2 separate regions of the Mus musculus genome follow, and region 2 is linked to region 1. A link is a loop called in an ENCODE intact Hi-C map of the cell type or tissue named here. Cell type or tissue: left cerebral cortex. All regions are shown on one strand.

What was found. A loop is a pair of places that touch in the nucleus more often than their neighbours do. Peaks named below come from ENCODE experiments on the same cell type or tissue, not always from the same donor. Only the 100,000 strongest peaks of a DNase experiment are listed, where the experiment ranks them.
Region 2: it touches region 1 in a loop (2.2-fold over the local background); 3 of 42 quality-filtered maps call a loop at or near these places.

What each region holds. Positions count from the first base shown.
Region 1 is chr16:37,990,656-37,998,655 of GRCm38, forward strand. Gpr156 (G protein-coupled receptor 156) reads left to right here. Exons shown (of 10, transcript NM_153394.2): 8 at 1,345-1,581; 9 at 7,222-7,380. Among named protein-coding and RNA genes, the nearest start is that of Gm36225, 6.4 kb to the left of the region's middle. In left cerebral cortex, CTCF peaks have their summits at 488 and 4,164; DNase peaks (open chromatin) are centred at 492 and 4,173; H3K4me3 peaks cover 554 bases.
Region 2 is chr16:38,037,557-38,045,556 of GRCm38, forward strand. All of the region lies in intron 3 of 4930542C21Rik (RIKEN cDNA 4930542C21 gene), which reads left to right. It overlaps Gm46549 (a long non-coding RNA gene), which reads right to left. Exons shown (of 4, transcript XR_001781896.1): 4 at 95-213. Among named protein-coding and RNA genes, the nearest start is that of 4930542C21Rik, 24 kb to the left of the region's middle. In left cerebral cortex, no CTCF peak of the experiment used is centred here; DNase peaks (open chromatin) are centred at 4,808 and 7,102.

The DNA of each region.
Region 1 (8,000 bases):
GGCCGGCTGTGTATGTCCTTGGTAGTGATGGTTTACAGCGTAGTCCTTTGAGCAAGTTAGAAAGGCTAGTGTGTGCAGTCATATGTATACTGAGTGCTGCTGATAAAAGCTCTGATCTCTATATGCATGCAGCTGCCTCTGGGGGAAAGCAGCACCGCCTGATACTATGTTGTTTTCTCCCTAATAAAGACCTGGCAGGTTTGTGTGTGTGAAGAGAGGAGAGAGCTGGGGCCCAGTTCCTTGTGGTAGAGGCGGGCAATGTCACAAAGCAGTTCATATATAGCGCCTGCTGCCTGTGCCTCCCGCACTGTTGCTGGGGTCCCAGCCTGCCTTTGTTCTCCTCTTTTTCCATCTTTCATCTCCCAGAAACCCCCCATTGCACAGAGCCACTGGCAGCCTATGGAGTTCTTTGTGTCGAACAGAAAACAGCAGCGTCCATCCTTCCAGGCAGATGCATGCAGTCTTGCAGGTGCAGAGCCTGGCAAGCAGATGGTGCCTTTGAGCACCCTGGGAAAACAAATAATAAGTCCCCTCCCTCCGGCACTGCCCTAGTACAGCAGCACAGGATGGGACAAGCAGCTCAAGGGTCACTTTCAGTTCTCATGTGCCATTCAGCCACACTCACTGCCAAGCCATAATGGATATGTAGCAAACCCCCTACACACACACACACCAGCAGGAGCCGGCTTGGCTGCCCTGTCTGTGGAACTCCGATCCACACACACAATGCCCTGTGCCTTCTCCCAGAAGAATGTTGCGTTATCTGATGTCTTGTTTGCCAACCTCTCATAAACCATTCTCAGTAAAGGACAGGAAGTGGCATTATTCAGAAGTCATAGGTGTAAGGAGCTAGCTCCTGGCTTCTTGGGTCATATCTTAGCAGAAGCACGCAGCAAATCTTTAGGCAGATATGATTAGCCGGGCTGGAGAGATGGCTCAGCCGTTAAGAGCACTGACCGCTCTTCCGAAGGTCCTGAGTTCAAATCCCAGCAACCACATGGTGGCTCACAGCCATCCATAATGAGATCTGATGCCCTCTTCTGGTGTGTCTGAAGACAGCTACAGTGTAATTAGATATAATAATAAATAAATCTTTAGGCCAGAGCAAGTAGGACTGACCAGAGCGAGCAACCTCCATTCCCAGCAACCACATGATGGTTCACAACTATCAGAACTAACAGCTACAGTGTGCCCATATACATAAAATAAATACATACATAAATAAATCTTTTAAAATAAAGATATTATTAGCCCAGTGTTACTGATGAGGACACTGGCCCCAGTGGTACTACTGTGACCTGTGGTCCCCCCTTTCTGTGCCTCTGGTCCCTGCTCCTCCTGCAGGGGCTGCTGCTGCTGTATGGTGCTTACCTGGCTGGCCTGACCAACCATGTCAGCTCTCCTCCAGTGAACCAGTCCTTAACCATCATGGTCGGGGTCAACCTCCTGCTCCTCACCGCTGGGCTGCTTTTTGTGGTCACCAGATACCTGCACTCCTGGCCCAATCTGGTCTTTGGACTCACATCCGGAGGTATCTTCGTTTGCACAACCACTGTGAACTGCTGTGTCTTCATTCCCCAGGTATGCTCAGAGTGCTGGCCAGGGTTCTTCGTGGGGTACGATGGGTGGTCAGAAGAAGGGGCTGGGGCCCCCTCTGCACCTCCTCGGTGCCTAGAAGAGGAAAGTTCTGCTTCCTAGTCAGGCCAAAGAGGACTACCATGGTGGGGCCTGTCTTTTGAGGTGACCTCACCCCTACTTCCCACCCAGCCCCCACTCTGATCAACCCCTCTTTTGTGTCTTTTCAGTCCTTGAGATAGTTTTTTCTTTTTTTCACTAGTCTAAGAGAAAAGACTTTTTTTTTCTTTTTAAATGTTTTGATACGTAGCCTCGGAACTTACAGTGTAGCCCAGGCTAACTTTCAAGAGAATAGCCTTCCCCCCCTCCCCTTTCTAATTTGGGATTGCAGGTTCATAGAAAAATGTCTGCTTCATGACAGGGAATGGTTTTCCTAGCCAGGTGTGGTCGTGTGCCCCTATAATCTCAATACCTGGGAGATGGAGGCAGGAGATAAGGCCATCCTTGGCTACATAGTAAGCTTTCCCTTTCTTCTTATTGGAGGGAAACACAGAATCTCCTTTTTTATGAAAGGGAGAGGTTTTAATGTATTTCCTATTGCAGAGGTTAAGAATAAAATCAAATAAAGGAGGGCGGAAGCAGAGGTCGGGCATAGAGAGGTAGAAGGAACCCTTAAGCCCAGGGGAAGTGCTGGTGGTTGTTTTCTGAGCTGATGGGCTGCAGGCCCTCATCCATCACCTTAACGACCTAGCCACTGGATGTTTTCGTTTTCTCTCCTGCTCTTCTTCCCCCTGAGGCTAGCCCCGTTCTGATCCCCCTTCCTGGAGTGAAAACTAATGATTCATTCCACTGCTGACTGATAGAAGGTTACAGTCAACTTCCGGATGCATGGGCACTCCAGTCTCCTTTCTGCTCACTAATTCTCAACAAAACATTCGACCAAATATAAGCATGGTGGGGGGCGGGAGGAGGTGGGGTGGGGACTTGAGCATCTACATGAGTCTCTGTGGCTGGGTGCAGCCTTTGTACCATAAGCAGAGAAACTTTTGCAGCATCTTGTTGTTGTAGGAACTGGGCTGAAGAAGGCCCCTTAGAAATAGAGGCTCATTGTCTGGGATGCCGGAAGAGTGGGGGTGGTGTGTGTGTGGGGTGGCTAGGGGTTGGGGCTGGGGGTGGGGGTCCTTCTTCCTGGGAGATGGGAGGCAAAGAGAAACTTTTGGGCCTCCTAGACTTCTTTCCCTGCTCCTTTCCTTTCTTGTTTGCCTAGAAAAGAACTAAGCATTTGCTCTGTCAGCCTCCCTTACAGCTAGAGGTGTCCCCAGAACATCATTTGGAACACTAGAGGTTGCCTAGAAGGCTTCTGAGAGACAGACTTTGTACTGTCCTGGGGGCGACGGGGAGCAGGCTGAGACTGTTGATATATCCCTTTTATGTTCTCTCTGCCTTGAATATATGTAATGTCTGGTGTGATGGCAGTCGGCTTATGATCAATAAACTATATTTATTACACTAGGAGACTCTAGTTCCTTCCATGTAAGGGTATACATTCAGGAGGAGAGGTCTCTTAAGGAAAACACACAGGTACAAAAGTGAACAAGCCTCTGAAGATTTCGTGACGATGCCTTCTTCCGCAGTAGAAAATGTTCCAAGCTATTTATTTTGCTTGGTCAATAGGATTCCAAGGACATTGCCTCTTTTCAACAAAAGTAAACCACAAGGCCAGGAATCTAGTCTTAGATGATGAAATATTGAACAGGGATTTAAAAAAATGATGTTAGGTTGAACTGAAGCACTGAGTGGGCAATCTGGACACTACAAAAGTATTGAGCTAAGAAATGAAGGAAGCAAAAGACAGAGAAAAATAAGAGACTGATTAAAAAATATAAAGAATATGAAGAATCGGTCTAGGGGCGAAGTTCATCTCTGAAGGAGGGGGAGGGAGAGAGGAGGGAAACAGGAAGGGAAGGGGGGGGAGGAAGGCAGAAGGGGAGAAGGGGAGAAAGAACTTATCACCAAGAAATTTTAAAGGAAAGGCTTTCTGATTTGAGCAAAATGCCCTTTGAAAATGGAGGGAATCCACAACCTCCCTGCATGGTCCTAGTTTGGTTTCTGCTCCTCGCTCTAACCCTGTGCATCCTGAGCCTCAGACACAAGCATTCTGCTTCCTCCTTCCCCTCCCTCCCTCCCTCCCTCCCTCCCTCCCTCCCTCCCTCCCTCCCTCCCTCCCTCCCTTCCTTCCTCCCTCCCTCCCTTTCTCTCTCTCTCTCTTTTCCCTCTTAAACTGACCATGGTATGAGACTAAACCATATCTTATAGTATTGTAGATTTAGGGTCTAAGTTCTTTTCATCAGAGAAAAATGACCGAGGTCTGTCCCTAAACTGATTTCATCTCTGGCCCAAAGATGTTTGGCAGAAGCATGGCTTTCCTTGTGAGACTCACACTGAGTCCCCAGGGCGGTGAGACAGCTGAGCACATTATGGGAGTGTCCCAGGGAACCTGGGAGAGGATCGGTTGGTAGCTGCAGGGAGATGAGTCCCCGGCTGGCCAGAGCCTTCAGATCTGCTGTGACTTAGAAGCGTCTCTAGGCAGCGCTAGAGAGCAGGGTGAAGCGAATATAAGGCAAAAAGCTTGTACACACATGGGCTGTCAGGAAATGCCTGGGTGTATCTGATGCCAAGCGCTGAGGTCATCGCCAGCCATTAGACAACCCCTGCTTCTGCGACCTGAGCGTGACCCATCCCCCAACTCCCATCCCCCACCCTTCCATTCCGTTCCGAAAGACAAAATTCCAAGGACATTTGCTTTTCCTGCCCAGCGTACACGACACACTTAGGATTTGTCCCCTTTATCTAGGAACCACAAGACTGGAGAATTGTACAGAAAAGCTTCCTTCACTTATTCAGGTATCCTTTGGTCACATCTTAGCCACTGTGGACATGTGGTGAAGCACAGGGCCCTTCGCCTCCTTAAGTCTCATAGGGAGTATTCATAAGAAGAATTACAATGTGCATTGAATGCTTTGGAAGCCTCCCCAGACTTTGCTAAAACTTGTGGCATCTTCACATCAAACGAGCGTTGGAGGACAGTCTTGAGAGAATAGCAGCAAGCAGATCGGAAGAGATAAGACAAAATATGAGAAAGAGCTCCCAATAGTGGGAGGAGCTCCAAGGACGGAATATCCCTTTTCATCTTATCATTTTAAAAATTATTTTACTTGTGTGTATGTGTGTGTGCATATGCATACGTATATGTGCATGGGCGTATGATGTGTGTACATGCCATGGGCGTGGATGGAGACCAGAGGGCAACTCAAAGGAGAAGTTAATTCTCTCCTTCCACTAGGGGGGGGGGGTCTCTGGGATTGAACCCAGGTCACCAGGCCTAGCAGCAAGCATCCTTACCCACTGTGCCATCTTGCCTCTTTGCTAAAGTCGACTTTATTTGTATTTTTTTATGTGTATGAATGTTTTGCCTGCATGTATGTCTTTGTACCAGGTGCATTATTGGTGCCCACAGAAGCCAAAACAGAGTACGAGATCCCCTGGAACGGAACAGACAGTTGCGAGCCACCATTCCTGTGCTGGGAACCAACCTGGGATCCCCTGGATCCTCTGCAGCTCTGAGCTTCTAGGAGCACGGCGTGGCCTGTTACAGATGACGCTGTACTCCCACAGGAGTTCCTGTGGCTGCTCTAATAGGTGCCAATGGCTTTGAGCAGAACAAATGTAGTATCTTGCAGTTCTGTAGGGCAAGTATCAAAAATGGGCTTTATTTGACTGAAACCAAGGTATCACCTGATCTACAATTTTTTTTTTTTTCAGAAAAGGGGGGACTCCATTTCCTGACTATTTCAGCTTTTAAAGACTACTTGCCTTCTTTAAGGCCCTTCCTTCCCTTTCAGACCCAGCAATGGGGCATTCTAATGGCTGCCCTTCCTTCTCTTTCTTTCCACCTTCTCTGGCCCTCCTCCCTCTCTCCATCCCAGCTCCTCTCATTCTTGAGACAGGGTTTCTCTGTATAGCCCTGACTGTCCTGGAACTCACAGAGATCTGCCTGCCTCTGCCTCACAAGTGCTGAGATTAAAGGCGTGCGCCACCACCCTCATCAGGCTCCTCCTTCTCTCTTATATGGACTCTGGTAATGACATTGACTCCACCTGAATACTCCAGAATAATTGTTCCATCCCCAAGCCTTAACATCACCATCACAAAATTCTACTTGCCATCTTAGGTTACAGTCAACAAGTTCCAAGGACCCAGAGATAAGGAAGAACTGTGAAGAGCTATAACCCAGCCTATAGCATCCACATCACCCAGAGGCCAGAAATAAAAATGTGCTGGTCCTTTGGAGGAACTACCTTGACCCTTGAGGATTGAGTAATGGATATCCCAGAAAATACAGAGTCAAGTCTCAAGGACTGGGACCTTCAGAAGGGAGGGACCAAAAGGGGTTGGAGAGCTTTGGTCAAAATGTGGCTCCATCAGCTTAGGGGACGTGAGCCCCAAGGCTTGATATGGCCTTATGCCTGTGTTGAGCCAATCCTTGGCATCCCTGCAGAGATGTCCCCATAAGGGGAGCTGAGACAGAGGGTAAAAGGTTCCTACCTTTACCACTAGGGACCGTGTCCTTCATATCAGTGGTACTCACTAGGTAGACACAGCATCCCAAACTCCGCACCAGACTCCTGTCTGATGATTTGCTAGATCACCCCTGTTATTATAAAAGTGGGCCAGACCATGTTTCCCCAGATCGCTCCCCAAGGACAGTTTCTCGATCCCCAACAATCTGTCTCTTCATCAGTTAGATGAGAATCCAAGCTGTGGTGGTTTTGGTTACAGTTGTGAGTCTGTCAAAAGTGTTGTGTGACCTTGGAAAAGTCACATTCCTGTCCTCACTTTCCCTGTCAGAAAATATGGCCATGTGCTGACATTCTGGGTTTTTAGATTTATTTGTTTGTTTGTTTGTTTATTTATTTATTTATTTATTTATTTATGTGAGTACACTGTAGCTGTCTTCAGACACACCAGAAGAGGGAGGGCATCAGATCCCATCTAGATGGTTATGAGCCACCATGTGGTTGCTGGGAATTGAACTCAGGACCTTTGGAAGATCAATAGGTGCCTTTAACCACTGAGCCATCTCTCCAGCCCAAACATTCTGTTTTCATTGACATAAGTTGGTTTCTATTTGTGCTTTGGTCATTAATCTGGCTTAGAAAAGTCTCCAACAATGAACTGGACTCTCAATATCAAAAAACACAGCACTCCTCAACAACTGACTGATGACCAAGATTAGCTTCATAGACACATTCAGGTTTAGTCGGCTTCCAATGAGAGCTTTAGAATACCATTCTAGACATGTCCTTCCTCCTGTTTCCTTCGACACTTTAACAACAGAGAGGGTGTTCTGTATCATACTCCATCTTATCCTCAGACACGTTTAAAACACGAAACCTGACTGTTCTCCATGTTTTCTGTCACAGCAATCGATGAATGCTGCAGAGGAAATGGCATTTTGGGGAGTAAACAGCTTGTGCCTGAGTGTGTTGGTGACTGTGTCATTCCTTGGTATTTATGAGAAAGAGCAAGGGAAGTGTTTCTGGGTGTGTAATTAAATAAATAACATGTGTTCTTCTTTACTAACAGCTGAAGCAATGGAAGGCATTTGAAGGAGAAAACCAAACAATGAGACACATGGCCAAATACTTCAGCACTCCCAGCAAAAGCTTCCACGGCCAGTTCGATGAGGACCCGAGCTGCCACTTGAGAGATGAGAAGAGCTGCATGGAGAGGCTCCTAACAGAAGTAAGCCACACCTTGCCTAGCAGGTTCCCTGCAGGGATCTCCAGCCATGTGAGAACTATCCCACATGCCCTCGTGGTCCCTCATGTTCTCATGACCCCTCATGCCCTCATGACTCCACATGTTCCTTTTGGCAATATTCTCTGCCCCAGTCACTCTTCTACTTTCCCTCAACATCACCCCAGTGACCCTCACCCATCCCACTCCTACAACAGACAGGTGAAGACTAGTCACAGCGTTACACGCTGATGAGCAAGCCAGACTCGCTTTCTCATCTTACGGAGTTCACAGTCGAGCAGAACAAAAGGCTATCGATTAAGTATACATTTAATTTAACCCATGATGGATAGGAGGGGCTGGAGATGCAGGTCAACCAACAGAATACTTACCTAGCGTGCACAAAGCCCTGGCTTTCCTCCCATCACCACTAAACTGGGAGTGGTGGCACCTGCCTGTGGTTTCCGCATGCAGGAAGGAAAAGCAAGAGGATCAGAAGTTCAAGGCCATCCTTGGTTACACAGAGAGTTCAAAGCCAGTCAGGGCTACATGGGGCTCCAGCTCAAAAACTAGAAAGAAAAAATGTAATTATGATGAAAATCAGGAAAGAAGCAATTGGTGAGAAT
Region 2 (8,000 bases), 47 kb after region 1:
ACTGATTTCCAGATAACACAGATGGGAATTATTCCAAAGAACCTTTCTAAACAGGTCCACTTCCCTTGTATCCTTTCTTTTCCATTACCTCTGGTGGGTGGTGGTGCCGCAGACCCTCTGGGTCCCTTTGTCTGCGTGGACAGGGTCTCTAGTCGCAGGTGGGCAAAGAGTTGGTGGGTGACAAACAGACCAACACGCGAGATTGTGTAGAATCTGAATGTAAATTCAAAAGTGAAAATCAGTCTTATATAGTACAGAAAATACAAGGGGTCAGAAGTCACAGCAGGCAAGGTACATTGAAGTTACCTGATACAAAACAAAGGAATGACTACCAAGGGACTTACAGGAACCAGGTAGATGTTTACAGTAAAGATAAAGCAGTCCTGCCTAGGTTCAGCTTAGTGACAGGCAAGGATTTCACGTTCCAGTGTTATACCTTTGAACCTTGTGAAGGCTAGCACCAGGGGGTTCTACTCTTGGAAGACCTCATGAATAATGCAATATCACAACCTCCCTACTTCCTAGGCCTTGCTGAATTCTTATATGAGTGTAACTTTTAAGTATCTGGAGATTCTCCATTTGTCAGAAGAATTTACCAACTTGCTTCTAATATGCAATATACTGAAGATTTCTATCTCAGTGGGATTCCCTGGCTCTATTTTGGTATTCCCTTGTTTGAGTGAGATATGTTACTGTCCTTGGTAAATATTTTGCAGACCAGCTCTGAGCTACTGGCTCCGTCTTCTGTAATGCTTAATTAGTTACTGAATAGGTTAACTTCCTTACTGCATTCTTACAGGGTTCTGGGACCTTGGAACGCTGGGGAGACTTAACTATAACAGAATTTAATCTTAAAAGGCATTTATAATAAAATATTAAAAGAGAGCTCGTAGATCCATACACCAGACTAACTCGGGAATAGGGTATAAGTATATGGGTAAATGAGAACACCAAAGCTCCAGGAGGTGAGTTTCCTTGAAACTCTTTTCCTCATTGAGTGCTTACAGACTTTTTCAGCCTGTCATGCAGACCCGACAAGTGGGTGTGGCATGGTGGGTTACAAGGAAAGTTAAAACATTTAAGAACCATCATTAAAAATAGATTTTGAAAAAAAAAATAAAGTTACAAGCCTGGTCTATGGAGTGAGTTCTAGGACAGCCAGGGCTACACGGAGAAACCCTGTCTCAAAAAGCAAGCTGAACACTTTGTGCTATTCCTGTAGGATGAAGTCAACTGTGCTGGGATAGGAGACATCTTCTCAGCACTGGGATATGAGCCTGGGTTTTAGAAATAAGTAAATTGGATACAGAGGAAGGGTGACCGTTTGTGTTGTGTTTTGTTTTGTTTTGTTTTGTTTTGTTTTGTTTTGTTATGTTTTGTTTTTTAGGTGAACACAGACTTTGCTCTATAACCTGCTTGGCTGGACTGACAAGCTCAGAGCAGTCCACTGAGAGGTAGTTGGGGACTCTCCTAAGGAAGAGGATTTTTACTTCTAGTGAGGCATGACCTCATAATGTTGTCCAGGCCCTGAAATCCTGGTTTCAGGTGGTCCTCCTGCCTCAGTCTCCCTAACAGCTAGGACTCTGGACAGGTCATGCCTTGAATAGAACTGTTAATAACAGCATGTAAATCTAGATTTTTCAGGTAACATGTAAGTAGCATTATTAAAAGGGTGTTCTAAAAAACACTTTCTGGTGTTTGTCATTTGAAAAAAAAAATACAGGTCTGAGCCTGCAATCCCAGCACTTGGGAAGTGGAAAGAGGAAGCCATGAGTTCAATATCATTGTCATCTTAGAGTTTGAGGCCATCCTGGACGATGCAGAAGCCTGGCTAAAATTAAAACACAATCTTCAGTGGAGATTGGAAAGATGGCAGCTATTGCGATTGAACTTTTCCTTAGAAATCCAGGGACCAGCACGATAGTTCTGTGGGTAACGGGGGTAACGGTACCCACTGTCAATCCTGATGTCCCAAATCCCATTCCTGGGACAAACATGCTGGAAAGACAGAACCAACTGTCACTGCTTTTCTCACCAGTTGTCCTCTGACCTCCATACATGGGTCATGGTATAGCACACTAGCATATTCTGGCACACATATACACAAATGCACAATAGTAAATAAATAGCTTTATAAATCAAAACTCATTCCCCACAAAAACCCTCAAAGTATTGTAAAGTCAAGAGAAACAATGTCTAAGCTAGTTTATCTCTGAGGATAGGATGTGGGTAGACCAGAAATCTCTCTCAAGGTGGACTAGCCATAACTGGTTAGATCTAAGATGGCCACCAGAGTCAGCAGCAGCCTCTCAGTCATTTAATACTGCCTTGTTTGCATTCAAAACGGCATAGCCACCCCAATGCCATGACAGTTGACAGCTTGTCTGACAATGACCAAAGAGATCCATGGAAGGAGAGAGAAAGAACAGGTACTCTAGTGCCTGGAGAAATCTCCCCACTCCAGAAAAAGATTTGACTATTTCTCCCTCTACAGCCATAGCCTCCTTTCTTTAACTCTATACCTAAGACCTCCTGACTCTTGATGGAGAAGTTGTTGCCCTGCCAACATTTCCTTCCCTGCCCAATTTTGGCTAGACTTCTAAGATGGCTTCCCTTTGTTCCCATGAGTCAGAGAGGGAAGCACAGTTTGGAGGGGGAAAAAAACCCACACAATTTTTGCAGTTTTCTATAACATATTCAAGTTTTGTTTGTTTGTTTTAAAGATTTATTTATTTTATGTGCATGAGTACAATGTAGATGTCTTCAGACACACCAGAAGAGGGCATCGACTCCCATTACAGATGGTTGTGAGCCACCATGTGGTTGCTGGGAATTGAACTCAGGACCTCTGGAGGAGAGCAGTCGGTACTCTTAACCGCTGAGCCATCTCTCCAGCCCCCTAAAATGTATTCATTTTTAATTTAGTAAATTTTGTTCTTTCACAGTTTCAAACAAGAACACTGTGTTTTGGTCTCTTCTCTCACTTTCGTGTTAAATCATATTCATAAACAGTTTAATGGTTTTAGTCACCTGAATGTTGGATTCATTGATAGTCCAATAGGGTTTATTCATATCAATAACTATATTAGCATATAGACTAGGCTGTTATCAAAATCACGGAGATTTTTCTGCCTCTTCCTCCTGAGTACTAGGATTAAAGATGTGTGCCACTACACCTGGCCTATTAGACTGTTTTCAAAGTATATTTTAAATCCAACCAAGCTTCCTATTTGTAATCTTTTGTTTTGTTCTTTAAAGGAGTGCCATGAAAATTTTCAGTTGGTATAAGAGTAATAGAAAGATTAATAACACAACAGGGTATCTACCTGTTATGGGATGCAGTTAATTGCAGGGATGGGAATTAAATGCCCTTTTGTTGTAGTTGGGTTTTCCTCCTTCCTCCCACCCCCCTCTCTTTTGCAACACAGGACTTTAATAACCACCTCCCCACCCCAGGTTAAGAACTTTTGGGTTCAGGCTGAGAAACCTGAAGAAGGAGAAAGAAGCACAGGACAGACAGTATCTAGCATCTATGTAAACGTCCTGCTGCATACAGCAGCTGAGGCCACAGCCCAGGTTGCCCTTGATCACGTGATTTTCCTGCCTCTGCTTTCCAAGTGTTGGAATTACAAGTGTGCACCACAGCACCCAGCCTCGCTTCAACTTTTTAGTGACTCTACTGCGTACTCAAATGCTCTAGTAGGAGATTTCAGATTTGAGAAGAGGTGGAAGGGAAAGAGGATATTACTTTAAGAAATAAAATTTCCTGGTGGCGGTGGTGCCCGCCTTTAATCCCAGCACTCAGGAGACAAAGGTAGGCAGAAATCTGAGTTCAAAGCCAACTCTGTGTACAGACTATGTTCCAGGACGGCTAGAGCCTCACATAAAAACCCTGTCTTGGGAAAAGAGAAGAAGGAAGGGGTAGAGGAGGAGGAAGAGGAGAAAGAAGAAGAAGAGGAGGAGGAAAAGAAAAAGAGAGTTCAAGTTCATATTGACAAAGATACAGAAACATAGGGAAAAGGACTGCAAAGCAGTACATATGAGAGATCAGAAGCCAGAGCTAGAGTCCAGTGACCGTGACAATACAAGCGTCCTCCCCTTTGGGGAAGGACTGTGCTGTATCCTCAGAATGCACACAAGGTGAGGGTGGGAGCCGGTGTTTATACAGTTTGGACAAAGTCATCCCTCCAGACTCCAGGGACTAAGCATGCCACCTTTGCCTCTATAACCTACTTTACTTCCCTAGGAGACATCTGCATATTGATGTGGTAGGAGAAGAACACAATTAAGGCCTGACTGCTTAGAAGCAACCGCGTGAGCACCAAGCACTGGCCATCAGGGGCACATTGACACCACAGCCAAACAAGGTTGCCTACAAAATCTGCATATTTAACTTGTATAAGAACTTGAATTTCTGCCTGGGACATTGAGAGAGAGAGAGAGAGAGAGAGAGAGAGAGAGAGAGAGAGAGAGGGAGAGAGAGGGGGGAGGGGGAGAGAGAGAGAGAGAGGGAGAGAGAGAGAGAGAGAGAGAACAAACTCGATTTTCAGAAAACCCCTTCCAAGAACAGAACTTACATCTTTCATGTTTGTCCTAATTGACAAACATGTCCTATAATTCCTAATTGAGAGAAAGCATTTCCCTGAGCAGATTTTCTTGTCTCATCTTGGCTATATCAACTTAAATTTAAACTATCACACATAATTGCACAGATTCCAACTCTACAAAGGAGAGAGTTCTCCTTTTATGTAGGAATCTGTTTCATCTTGTTTCTTGAATCCTTGCCTGCCCAAGCTGTAGGCAGGAAAGTCCTTTCCCTACATATTTATAGTCAGCCTATTCTGGAGCTGATCTTGACAAAAGCAGGAGCTATAACTCTCTAGCAGGACCTGGGCACAAACTTAGCATTCACTGTGAGTCTCAGGAAGGCTGTGGCAATGCAAATGTCTGCCAGCATTTGTGGATACAGGTAAAGGAGACCAAGCTCCCCACGGTCACAAGGAGCACACCGAGAGGTTCCCTTAGAGTTTTAGAGCACTTGACTCAGCCCAAACAGGGATTCAAGGCACACATGCTGAAAAAAAGTTCAGGGCTAGCCAGTTTATAAAGCAGAGTTGGAGATTTATTATAAATATTTTAGTACAAGGTTTAAGTAGCGCGCTTAGGAGAAAGGGGAGTGTCAAGCGAGTATAGGTGAGGGCCGATCAAGCTGGAGTAACAGAATATGTGTTCCGTAAGGGAGGTTCACAGCTCATTGGGTTTTTGCTTGTTTGTGTTTTGTTTTCCATCTATGGAATTTGGGGGTAGGGGATTGAAGTACTATCGCTAAGTGATATCACTAAGTGTCACTAAGTGGTTCCTGGGAGGCACCTGAGAAGATTACAATTGATCAGATGTGGGTGGCCTACACAAGCCACCCTAGCCATGTTAATGTCCAAGATCCGTGTTGCCAAGGGCCGTGTATGGGTCCTCTGTTGTACTGTAGCCTGAGTCCTTGTCGATGTCTGTGACCAGTGTTACCACTGAGAGTCACGAGGATGCCCACAGTCTGTGCTAAAGCCTGAGACCATGATGATGTCCAAGGGCCATGCTGCAAACAATGGCCATGCAGATACGGAGGTGTGTGACACCATGGTGACGTCTGAGGTTCAGGCTGTCACCAGAAACCATGTGGAAATCCATGATCCTGTAGAGGACAAGGAAGCTACTTTTGAGTGACATCGATGACTACAGACTCAGTTGAGAAAGAGGTACATAGCCGGCTTTGGTGGTAACTCCTGCCCCGCCCTGCCCCCACCAAAGTATCAGTCTAGACAGGAAACCATGGAAGAAACATTTTTAAAATTGTAATGAGGATGCTCGTGTGTAGTTCTCCACAATTGAGGGCTTCTGTCAGGGATGCAGGTAGGAAAAGACTCAGTTTTCTTTAAAGGGCTAGCTGCTGGGGATGTGGTCATGCTTAGTGAGTATATAGACAATATAAATTAGACTCTTTTGGGGGGAGGGAGTGACAAGGGTGGGAGGGCAGACCTGAGAGGATTGGGAAGGGAATGTAATCAGATGCAAGATGTGAAATTCTCTAATAATCAATAAAAACATTATGATGGAAGAAAGAAGAGTAGCCTAATAAGTATTTCTCTGCCAGTGAAATGAGCCAATTCAAATCATATTAGGTTATATTAAATGCAGGTTTATTGAGGAGTTGCTCTCAAGGGAGTTCACTGGCCCCAAGGACTGAGGCCAGGGGAGGCGCCATGAGAAGGGAGAGGGGAGAGAGAAGAAGAGTGTGTGCAGAGAGAGGGAGAGAAGAGAGAGAGAAGTAAGGGGGGAGCTCCAGGGAACCAAAATGTCTGCATTATATAGGGAAGAGCCTCTGGGGGGAAGGGCAGCCCAGACTAAGGGCTGGAAAATTCAGAGTTAGAGACATGATATGCCAGGTAGGAACTGAGGGATGCTGGGAGAACCTGGAGGCCAGGTCAGCTTTGATATATAAAATATTCACCTCAGCTCCTTGTCCGGGGTCTGAACTAAACATAGTCCACTGGGATGCTGCAGGTGATGTCTGGAGAGGTCCTGCTCAAGGCCGTATGCGTTTAGACCTTAAGCCTGGGTCATTGCTATTCTAACATAAATATATGTATCTATGAAAGGAATATTAACTCTATTTCTGCAGCCACTATAACAAACACTAATTGTACTGGAGTTCATGCTTTCCAGTGGGTGATAGGCTCCAAGCAGACTCTTTTTCATGTGTCTATAATCTCCCTGTCTTCCTAGCCTGCCACAGGTTCTTGATGCTGCAGCATACCCTGACAGTGCGCTTATCCATCTATACTTGGCCTTCTGCGTATCTGGTGTTCTGCCTTATATTTTGAATCATTTTCCTTATCTATACTTGAATCACAGTAGGCTGTCCCCATTTCCCCTGCTCTCTTAAATTTAGAGTGACTAGAAGAACTTTTAAGTCTCTTCCTGGCTTTTGTTGGCTTTAAATGTAACCATTTAGTGGAAACAGTTCCCAGCCCACAGACTAACCTCCCCTCAGTTGATACAATGTTACTATTTCATGGAACCAGTTCCCAGCCCACAGACTAACCTCCCCTCAGCCGATCCGTGGAAATGAGCCAGCCGTCTTAAAACGATATCCCTGTTTATCTAGGCATATTGAGTGTACATGGAGCTAGCATCAGTCTGCTGGGCAGGGCATGGTAGCAAATGGATCCAAAGTCAAGTGATACCATCTGTAGCAGAGACTCAGTTCAAGACCATCTGTTCATTCTTGGCAAGTATGGAGCATGGGTTTCCCCTCTTGGGGAAAACTGGATAAGAGCCTACACCTCAACTGGGCTGGGCTTCAAGGGCGGTCCCAGTTCTAACAGGATACTGACTTGTCATACAGGACAATACCAGTAGATGCTTTCTGCAATAGACTAGTTTAACAGAATAGGGGAGGAAAGGGGCCCAGTTTTTAAAACTATATTCTCAATGAACTAATGATTGTGAAATCATTTTAAAGAGTTTACAAATATTTTGCAACCAAATGAAATTAATAAAATAGAACAGAAGGGATATGTTGAATATGGGGCTAAAAGGATGGTTCAGTGGTTAAAAGTATACACTGCCCTTGCTAGAGACCTGAGTTTAGTTCCCAGCACCTATATCAGATGGCTTACAACTGGCCAGGAACTCCAGCTCAAGGGAATCTGATGCTCTGGCCTTCCTAGGCACCCAAACTCACATGCACATACTCACACAGGGACAGAGAAGTCTTCAAAGTACACTGACAACAGAAGAGAAGCATGCTTCCTGAGACCTTTACTTTGGTTGTGCAAGCTTGAACATATTTCTGAGATGATATGAGTGAGAAACCAGACCAACTCCATCTTGGGTTCAGGCTCCATCTTAGAGAACCTGACCTAAGGTTGAACTCGAGTTAACTACCAGGCTCCCTAACAACCACCAATCAGGAGAAAAGCAGAAGTTTCGGTTGTACCTGAAGA